Regions from separate parts of the Homo sapiens genome. Here region 2 is linked to region 1. The links are chromatin loops, found by intact Hi-C in ENCODE. Cell type or tissue: endothelial cell of umbilical vein. All regions are shown on one strand.

Evidence for each region. Peaks named below come from ENCODE experiments on the same cell type or tissue, not always from the same donor. Only the 100,000 strongest peaks of a DNase experiment are listed, where the experiment ranks them.
Region 2: a loop joins it to region 1, with 4 times the contacts of the local background. A loop is called at or near these places in 6 of 110 quality-filtered maps.

What each region holds. Positions count from the first base shown.
Region 1 is chr1:201,791,675-201,794,174 of GRCh38, forward strand. NAV1 (neuron navigator 1) reads left to right here. Exons shown (of 34, transcript NM_001389617.1): 18 at 2,118-2,201. All of the region lies in intron 2 of IPO9-AS1 (IPO9 antisense RNA 1), which reads right to left. Among named protein-coding and RNA genes, the nearest start is that of MIR1231, 16 kb to the right of the region's middle. In endothelial cell of umbilical vein, a CTCF peak has its summit at 1,542 (motif pointing left); DNase peaks (open chromatin) are centred at 377 and 1,517; H3K27ac peaks cover 1,330 bases.
Region 2 is chr1:201,635,553-201,638,052 of GRCh38, forward strand. All of the region lies in intron 4 of NAV1 (neuron navigator 1), which reads left to right. LOC124904482 (a long non-coding RNA gene) reads right to left here. Exons shown (of 2, transcript XR_007066789.1): 1 at 1-2,500. Among named protein-coding and RNA genes, the nearest start is that of MIR5191, 83 kb to the right of the region's middle. In endothelial cell of umbilical vein, no CTCF peak of the experiment used is centred here; a DNase peak (open chromatin) is centred at 1,259; H3K27ac peaks cover 2,416 bases.

The DNA of each region.
Region 1 (2,500 bases):
CCGTCGGAATTAGGTAGAAGAATCTCCACCAAGATTCTGAATGTTTCCAACACATTTCAGCAGCAGTTCCCTCACCACACTAGTTATTCTCTCGATTCTCTTTTCCCAAACCCTCAATTCATAAGTTGTACCAGTTTGTTTGAAGCTCATGTTAAGCACTTTTTCCCACTCTTGGGGGACCCATAAGAATTGTAACATAAACAAGAACCATCTTTTCTCTCCCTTGTGCCACACCCACCAAAGCAAATGGCCTGGGTCACGTCCTGCACACCCCAGGAAATTCATGTCTGGGAGATGCTGGGGGGGAGAGGCGCCAGGGAGGCAGAGAACATTATTATGTCTGATTCATTTACACTGCAATCTGTCAGCCACCATGCTGTCAAGGCTGGGCTGAAGCCAAGAAATTGAATTTAGAGGGTGATTTTTCTTAGAACAGGAAGTTCCATTTGGCTAAGAGAGAACAAACTAAACACCCAGACACGGTGGGTTCTGCATCTTAAAGGCAGATTTTTGCCGAGGGTCAGAACCCTGCCCTCAAGCAGGAGATGGGATGCTGGGACTCTAGGAAGGTTCCACAGCTCTCTTCAGGATTCCGTGACTCCAAACCAAACTTTTGTCATGTTCCATGGAACTTCCTAGCCACTAAAGCTGAGGGCACACCCTAGATGTAGGGGCCCAGACCACTTTACCCCTCTCAAATGCTAGCCTTTCTGCAGCACCACTGCTTAGCCCTGAGGTCTTACAGGTACCCTAGTCTGGGGTTGGGATTAAGGGAAGGGTCAATGTAGGGAGAGGAAGTGTAGGGGAGAGCGGGGAGAAAGCCCAGCCAGAGCAAAAGGGTTCCCCTGGATGGGGAAAGGCAGCACAGAAGAGCATACAGGGGTTCTTGGGGCCTCTCATGAGTAGTCTTCCAGGGACTACAAGGAGTCTACAAGCAGACATGCAGGATGTAGAGAAGCAAACCAGAGAAGACCTGAGGTCAAGAAGACAGATGTTGCCTGCACAGTGGGTGAAAGGAAACTGCTCAGGTTGTGACATATTATAATCTCCTCAGAGCCCAGGCCTTGACAGATTTATAGTAAAAGTGCAAGAGGAGGCTCTAACTGGACTAAAGGGATTGCCTCCAGCCCTGGTCCTATGAAGTAGGCTCCAGACATGCGGAGCAGTGGATGAAAACTAGAGTTGACCCAACAGGGAGGGAGAATTGTAAGCCAGTAGGAGCCATGAGAGTGCCGTCGATTTCCTAGAGCTCTGCATGAAGGAGCTGCGCAGAGTATGCCCACTTCTTGCTAGGGTCACCAACTTGCTCAGATAGTCTCACGATGGCTATTTCTCCATCCCCAAGTGCTCCCCTTTCTAGCCCCCGGCCTCATTCCCTTTACCTTGCCTATACATCTTGCAGCCAGTTGGCCAGCTAGAGGTCAAACTATGCCAAACCAAGTGGCCTTAGCTCCTCCACTGAGCACCTTTCCGAACTAGCCTGCCTCTTATCCAGAGAGCCCTTTGGTATCCTTCACTCCTCATGAAACAGACCTGACACCTAGTGGCCAAACGGTGGAATGCCTCTGCAGTTTCCTTCCAGCCTTGCAAACCTGGAGAATCCGGGAACAAGGAGCAGCTGCAAAGCAAGAAAGGGTGAAGCAGTGGAGTAGCAGAGGAGGAAGAAACGCACCAAATAGTTTCTGCCAGGAGATTATTTGGTCCCTTGGGGGCCGGCCCACTCCACAATGCAGGAGTTAAACCAAAATAATAGGAACGACCCCAGAGGCTATGGCCCGCCTACCAAGTTGGCCACACCAAATATCACATAGAGCAGAGGGATAGTCCTACCTCTGGTAGTTGATAGGTTTTAGATCTCAAGTCTCCAGGAGCCTCTGGAAACCTGCCCTACCCTCAACCTGGCTTCATTATTCAAGAAGCTGGTTCCCACCAGAAAATTTCTTTGATTTCCCCTTTGTCTGCTCAGGAAAATCAATATTTTTTTAACCACCAAGAGGTTTGCTGGCATTGGTCAGCTCCGAGATACAGGAAATCAGTTAAAACTATTTCCCATTGTCAGTTATTGCCTTTCCCCCAGCCTTATGCAACTTAGCAATCTCTTTCTGTGTTTGTTTCAGGCTAATCTGGTGGCTGCTTTTGAGCAGAGCCTGGTGAATATGACATCCCGCCTGCGACACCTGGCAGAGACGGCCGAGGAGAAGGTGAGAGGCCTGGGAAAGGGTGGGAGGGGTGGGTGCGGCGAGGGGGTTCTCCTGGACAGAGAGGCCGAAGCTGACCATCTGTTCTTGCTCATGAATGCCAGTTTCTCCCCACCTCACTGTCACCCTGGATTCTCAATCTGCCCCCCAATACAGTGTGAGCATATTCCTTATCCCAATTCCTTGCCCTTCTCTATCAAGTTTTGCAGAATTCCAATGCCTCGCCCATTGCCTGACACATCATAAGGGCTCAGGGCTCCTGCTAATCCCAACTAATGACGCTGTTTTCTTTTTTTGAGATG
Region 2 (2,500 bases), 160 kb before region 1:
CCCTAAGGAGCAGGAGCAGAGCTTTGGCCTCATGACATTCCTGGGACTATAAGCAACAGCAGTCTGTGGGCCACCCCCCTTCGCCCTGAGTGCTTGAATAGATGAGGAAGGTGATAAACTTTCCCCTGTAGTTTTCCTAGAGAATTACCCCCTATACCCAATACCTACCTGTCCTTGACTTGGCAGCCTCTTAGCAGATTTTTAGAGACTCCACTCTCCAACCTGCAGCGATCTGCTTCAGCTCCTCCTAGGAAATCCCAACCCCTTGTTTAGTTCTCCATGTGTCTATGAGCCATGGACAGGTTCTGGGAAAAAGGACACTGAAGGAGAGGTGGCCTGGTTGACAGGAATCTCTCCAGCTCAGACTGCTCCATACAGCTTTAGAGGTTGTTATCCAGGGAGCTGTGGAGCAGTTACAAGTTTCAGCTATGGGAGGCGGAACTATTTGCTAAACTTCCACCACTGCTGCTCCCTACTTCTCTGGCCAATCCAGGTAAGCCTCACCTCCAGTGCAGCTCTGAAGATCTGGCCCCTCAGATCTTTGCCCCATGCCTGGGCAGAGATTGGCCAGCCCTCCTTATAACTCTGAACTATTGTCTCCCTGGGAAGGCCCAGGGCAGACAGAGAGCCTGCAGAGGGGGCTTTATCTCAAGAAGTGCTGGCTCCATGCCAGTCTTGGCCAAGGCTGAAGTCTCCCTCCAGCACCACTGAATGGGCAGAAACTGGAACACACCATCCCAAGACCCCCCAAACCCCTTTGTAAGAGGATTAGGGTCCCCTGGTGAGAGACTTCCCTCCCCACTATAAGGCTGCGGGCAGGCTTACACAGAAGGAGCTCTGGAGAGAGGCAGTTGAAGAGAGAGGTGACACAGACACAATAGCCAGAGAGATTAAGTGCTGAGAATTACCCCAGCCACAATATTCATCCTTTAAAAGGGCGGAAGGAATAAAAAACTTGCCTTCCTGGGTGGTGGGAGTCCCAGGCTTCAGAGGGAGCTGAAGATAATTAAAGGTCAGGACATAGGAAGGTTCAGCAAGTGTGGAGTCATCCACGTGAGACCAGATGAGCCCAGGGAGGAGGGGAGAGCGGAGAAATGCTCAGTTGTCCCTTCTCTCAAGAAAATCCTTCCAGGAGAAGGAAATGAGAGTGTCCTGTGGTATGAATGACTGAGGTCAGATAAATAAGAGAACTTCCTGGCAGGAGGAAAGCTCAGCCCCAGTGGAAGTGGAAGGAGAACAGCCTGAGGTTCATATAAACACTGGCACAGTCCAGGGGCAAAAGCTGACCTCATGAGCTCACAGCATCCTTCCTGCTGAAGAATCTGAGGTTGCATGCAGGCAGGAGGGAGCACAGAGGTGGCAAGCCCCTTGTGATGACATCAGGCCCTGTGAAAGGCAACGTTCTCATCATGGCATTGGAACTCCCACCTATCACGCCAATGAATACTCTTAACATTTGCAGAGCAATTTTTATATGCCAAGTAATTGCCAGTGATTATTCTATTAAAATTCATTGAAATATGAGTCCATGGCATTCCTCTGTGAGGTTTAATACCTCATTCAAAAACCTAACAAAACTCTAATAAAGCACAGAAGTACCAACTGAGAAAATGAGTGCAGCCACAAAATGGGAATATCTTTCTCTCTAGGGTAGTAAGAAGGCCAGGTTTCTTTAAACCATCTGTCCCAGCTGGTTCAGACTAAGATGGGTAAAAGCTTCTCATTACTTTCGCAGTTGTCTTTACTTTTTTAGAGTCAGGAATCTCTTTAAGAATTTGACTGATATTACAATATATCCCCCCAGATAAATGGACATATTCACAGTATTTGGCTTATGTTTGATGGCTGGTACTGTGGACCTCCAGAATCCAGTCTGTGAACATAGATTAAGAAGTTCTGTTCTAGGGTAGTGATGTCATCACTGTGTTGACAAGGTCACCACAGGTTTGGGCCTTGTGCTTTTCCTCATCAGGTTTTTGGGTTTGTGTGGCCCACAGTGAATTAAGAGGATTTATTACAGAGTAAGACTATCTCCAAGGTCCCTCTTAGTGTTGTGATTTAATGACCTTAAAACAACCAATTCTTCATGGACAGGTCAAATTAAACTCTAGATTTGCCCATCCCGAAGGACACATGCTCACACAAGGAGTTTGCTTGTCCCCATCCAACACATGGGCACAGCCACAGGCACACACCCTACCCTCTCCTTCCTTTGCCTGCCTGGAGTTTTCCCTCACCGGCCTGCAGTTGCCATGACAACTGATCTGGGTGGGTCATGGTCTAAGGGCGATGTACCTGGGTGGTGCAGAGCTCTGCTGAGGCCCAGTGTGCAATATCCACCCCAGTGGTGTGTATGGGACAGTTGCCATGGCAACATACAGGAAAAGCACATGTGGGAAACATCTGGACTTCTTATCCTGGGCTCTTTATTAGCCTGAGGAGCACAGGGATCTGATTTTAAATGAGTACAGTTTCAGACAGAGTACCCTAGATTAGGTGT